Regions from separate parts of the Homo sapiens genome. Here region 1 is linked to region 2. Evidence: chromatin loops called from intact Hi-C (ENCODE). Cell type or tissue: CD4-positive, alpha-beta T cell. All regions are shown on one strand. Region 1 has its middle 15 kb from the start of PPARD. Region 2 has its middle 8.7 kb from the start of LINC03135.

Region 1 (2,500 bases), 220 kb after region 2:
CCAGACTGGAGTGCAGTGGCGTGATCTAGGCACAATGCAACCTCCACCTCCCAGGTTCAAGCGATTCTCATGCCTCAGCCTCCCGAGTAGCTGGGATTACAGGCACCCTCCACCACACTGGCTAATTTTTGTATTTTTAGTAGAGACAGGTTTCAACATGTTGGCCATGCTTGTCTGGAACTCCTGACCTCAGGTGATTTACTCGCCTTGGCCTCCCAAAGTGCTGGGATTACAGGTGTGAGCCACCTTGCCTGGCTATTTTCTAAGAACAACAAAAATCTTCTTTATATTAAGAAAAAACATATATCCTCTGATGCTCTTACCCAATAATCTTAGTTCTACCCATTGGAGGTAAACTAAGTCAAAATTATTTTCTATGTAAGAGCTTTTCTGATGTTTGACATTTGACTTCATTCCCCTATATATTTTCTTTCCTTCCTTCCTTCCTTCCTCCCTTCCTTCCTTCCTTCCTCTCTCTCTCCCTCCCTCCTTTCTTTCTTCTCCCTCTTTCTCTCTCTCTCTCTCTCTTTCTTTTTTTTTGAGACAGGGTCTTGCTCTGTTGCCTGGGTTGGAGTGCAGTGGAGTGATCTCGGCAATCTCTGCTTCCTGGGCTGAAGCAGCAATCTTCCCACCTCAGCCTCCAGAGTAGCTGGAACTACAGGCATTTTCTTCCAGCCTCCTGTGCAGCTAGGACACAGTCACATGACCAAGGCACACCAATCAGATGTATTGGAAGGTGGAAAGATGAACCAGGAAGCACACATAATTGATTCAGGTGAGTGGCAGCAGCAGTTCCACCCAATTTCCAGAGACAGCCAGGGCAGCAGTTGTAAGAGCAGCATCCAGCATTTGGTAAGATTAGCCAAGGAAGCAGCAGCTTCTGTACCCACAGGTGGCAGCTGGAGTGTGTTCACAAGAACTGTTGTGTGGCTTGATTTGGGTACTGTTTCTGACTACACAGCCTCCAAGACAGCTCACTCGACCTCCCAATTATTTAAGGTACTCCCTTATATTCTACTAATAAATTTCTTTTCTGGAAAGTCAGTTAAGTCAGCTTAAATCAGTCAGTTTCCGTTACTTGAATCACAAACCTAGACTAAAATAGCTTCCTTGAATCTTCATTTTGACTAGATTTGCCCTGGGGGACAGCTCAGAGTGGGAAAAGTTGATTCCTGCCAAGCATCTACAGCCCGTTCCAGACCAGACAGGGATTTCAGCTACCAAAACCTGCTCTGATGCCTGATTATTGTGTACCTGAACAACTTACAGTGCAGAGTGGGAAGGCTGGATTGCCTCTGAATTTGATTCTCCATAGCCATTTCAGCCTCTAGCCAGCAGGTGGGGGCCTCCTCAGTCTTCTGAAATCAGCCTGCCAGGCATCGCCCTCTCCTTCCCCTCTGCTGCAGGAACTAGAGAGGCGACTCAGTAGGCACCCCTTGGGCCAGGTGGACTCCTGGCAATAGTTGCTAACACGCCTCTTGTACTCCAGCCCCACTTCCCCATCCATCCTCACATACAAGCCACAGAAAAAGAGAAGACGTGGGACCACAAATGCTGTGCATTCCATATGGCCCCTAGGGTTTATGTGTATCTGTGAAGGCATCAGAGACAGGACACACTTTTCTTTGTCCAGGGTGATGGAAAGGACACAGGAGTTATTTTCTCACCCTGGAATTAAAAGACTAGAAAATACATTCTCCTTCCACCTAGAAATGTCCCCCAAGGTTGATGGCTTCTCATGCCAGTCCCATCATGGCTCGCATTCAGGTGTCAGAGTGATCTTCCTTTCATTATATCACTATATCATGCCTCCACTGTCGATCCATCCCTATGTCCCACCATAGAATATTTAAAAGCCTGGAATGGACCCCATTTACAAGTGAGGAAACTGAGGCTCAGAGGTTGGCTTGCCACCTCAAATCTAAACTCTGCGTAGCTTCCAAGAATCTCTATAACCAGGTCTCACTCCACCTTTCTACTCGTGGGTTCTCCATAGCAAAATTGCCCTTCCAATCCTGTGAGAATATATAAGAACCATACAGTCCCTTGCATATTTTTTATTTTATTTTATTTATTTATTTTCTTGAGACGGAGTCTCACTCTGTCACCCAGGCTGGAGTGCAGTGGTGCGATCTTGGCTCACTGCAAGCTCTGCCTCCTGGGTTCACCCCATTCTCCTGCCTCAGCCTCCCGAGTAGCTGGGACTATAGGCGCCCACCACCACACCCGGCTAATTTTTTTGTATTTTTAGTAGAGACGGGGTTTCACCGTGTTAGCCAGGATGGTCTCGATCTCCTGACCTTGTGATCCGCCCGCCTCGGCCTCCCAAAGTGCTAGGATTGCAGGCGTGAGCCAACCGCGCCTGGCCGCCCCTTGAATATTTTTTAAGATAGTAATTCCAAGCTTTATCTAAGATGAAGCATTTTTTAGCCAATCAATTTTTTAAATTTTTTTATTTTTTGGAAACAGAGTCTCACTCTGTCACTCAAGCTGGAGTGAA
Region 2 (2,500 bases):
GAGGGTGCCTGTGGCTGCAGATAGAGCAGTAGCAACTGCAGAAGCAAACACTTGCACAGCATTTGCAATGACGCTGAGGCTCAGAAAGATGACGTGACTGCGCACAGTCACACAGTAAGCAGGTGACACGGGCAGAATTCAAACCCGGGCCATCTGGCCCCAGAGTCTGTGCCCATGACCTCTCTGCCTGGTTTCCCATCCCCCTACACACACCCAAATGTGAGAAGCAGCAAAGTGCATGCCTTGAGGGCGAGGGGCACACCCTAGTGTATAAAAATAAAATCTTGGCTGGGCACGTTGGCTCACGCCTGTAATCCCAACACTTTGGGAGGCCCAGGTGGGTGGATCACCTGAGGTTGGGAGTTCGAGACCAGCCTGACCAACATGGAGAAACCCCGTCTGTATTAAAAATACAAAACTAGCCAGGCATGGTGGCGCATGCCTGTAACCTCAGCTACTCGGGAGGCTGAGGCAGGAGAATTGCTTGAACCCAGAAGGCAGAGATTGCAGTGAGCTAAGATTGCGCCATTGCACTCCAGCTTGGGCAACAAGAGCGAAACTCCATCTCAAATAAATAAGTAAATAAATAAAATCTTTTTGCAGCAACTGGAGCAGATCAACAGCAGCTGCAAGAACACCCCTGGGTCTGCTTTGCTCCCAAGGAACAAAGCAAAAGCGGCCAATTGAGGAATCATGCAGGCAAGCCATATGTGATGGAATAAAGATGGCTGCAATTTCTTTGCCACTCCTCCCATGAAGAAGTGGAGTCTGTTTCCCCTCCCCTTGAATTTGGACAGGCTGTGTCACGCTTTGACCAATAGAAGGTGTCAGAAGTGATGTTGTGTGACTTTCAAGGTTGGTCTCCAGGACATCGGCAGCTTCCACTCTCAATACTTGAAACACTCCTTCTTGGAATGCAGTTGCCATGCTGTAAGGAAGCCCAAGATAGAACAAGGAAAAGCCCAGAACTGTAGCCTCAGCTAACAGCACCAGCTACCAGCTGTGAGTGGAACATCTTGGAAGTTACAGCCCAGTTGAGCTTCTGGATGCATGCAATTCCAGCCACCACCATGTGGAGGCAGAGTTGAGTCATACCCACAGAGCCTGCCTAAAATACAGAATTTTTATTTAAATGGTTGCTGCTGTCTTAAGCCACTACGTTTTGGGGTGATTTGTCATACAGCAACAGATAACTGAAATACCGTATTTGCAGAAATCAGACTGTGTGATGGGAGAAGAGTAGCTTTGCATTGTCAATTTTGTTAATCTTTTAAAAACCCAATTCTTGGTTTCACTGATTTACTCTATTGTTTTTCTATTCTCTATTTTATTTATCTGTACTCTAATTTTTATGATCTTATTCCCTCTACTTGCTTCTGGTTTAGTTTGATCTTCTTTTTCTAGTTTCTTAAGATGGAAGCTTAAGTTATTGATCTGAAGTATTTCTTTTCTTTTTTTTCCTTTTTTTTTTTTTCTCTCAGAGACACGGTCTCACTATGTCGCTAAGGCTGGAGTACAGTGGTTATTCACAGGCATGATCATCGCACATACAGCCTCAGACTCCTGGGCTAAGTGATCCTCCTGCCTCAGGGTCCGGAGCAGCTGGGTCTACAGGTGCACACTACTACCCCTGCTCAGATCTTTATTTTAAAAAAATTTTTTAGAGGCAGGGTCTCACTCCATCACCTGGACTGAGGTACAGCAGCATGATCATAGCATCCTGCAGCCTCAGACTCCCAGGATCAAGTGATCCTCCTGCCTCAGACTCCTGGGTAGCTGGGATTAGAGGTGTACACCACCATGCCTGGCTTTTTTTTTTTTTTTTTTTTTTTTTTTTGTAGAGACGATATATGTTTATCTGGGAATGTCTTAATTTCTCCATCTTCCCTCTGCCCTCTGGCTGCCATAGATTCTGATGGGGAATTACCTGTGAATCTTACTGAGGATGGCTGTCTGCAATGAGTAGTTTCTCTCTTGCTACTTCTTGCTACTTTCAAAATTTTGATTTTTTTTTAAGACAGTCTCACTCTGTCGTCCAGTCTGGAGTGCAGTGGCGCAATCTTAGCTCACTGCAACCTCCACCTCATAGGTTCAAGCAATTCTCCTGCCTCAGCCTCCCAAGTAGCTGGGACTACAGGCGCCCACTATCATACCCGGATAATTTTTTTTTTTGAGATGGATAATTTTTTTTTTTTTTTTTGGAGATGGAGTCTCACTCTGTCACCCAGGCTGGAGTGCAGTGGCACGATCTCGGCTCACTACAACCTCCACCTCCTGGGTTCAAGCAATTCCCTGCCTCAGCCTCCCAAGCAGCTGGGGTTACAGGTACCCACCACCACGCCCGGCTAATTTTTGTATTTTTAGTAGAGACAGGGTTTCACCATCTTGGCCAGGCTGGTCTTGAACTCCTGACCTTGTGATCCACCCACCTTGGCCTCCCAAAGTGCTGGATTTACAGGTGTGAGCCACCACACCCAGCCAATTTTTGTATTTTTAATAG

What was found. Peaks named below come from ENCODE experiments on the same cell type or tissue, not always from the same donor. Only the 100,000 strongest peaks of a DNase experiment are listed, where the experiment ranks them.
Region 1: it touches region 2 in a loop (2.3-fold over the local background); 1 of 110 quality-filtered maps calls a loop at or near these places.

What each region holds. Positions count from the first base shown.
Region 1 is chr6:35,326,481-35,328,980 of GRCh38, reverse strand. No RefSeq gene overlaps it. Among named protein-coding and RNA genes, the nearest start is that of PPARD, 15 kb to the left of the region's middle. RefSeq lists a silencer at 1,223-1,282. In CD4-positive, alpha-beta T cell, a CTCF peak has its summit at 1,322 (motif pointing right); a DNase peak (open chromatin) is centred at 1,360; H3K27ac peaks cover 1,076 bases.
Region 2 is chr6:35,551,051-35,553,550 of GRCh38, reverse strand. No RefSeq gene overlaps it. Among named protein-coding and RNA genes, the nearest start is that of LINC03135, 8.7 kb to the right of the region's middle. In CD4-positive, alpha-beta T cell, CTCF peaks have their summits at 869 and 1,069; a DNase peak (open chromatin) is centred at 1,070.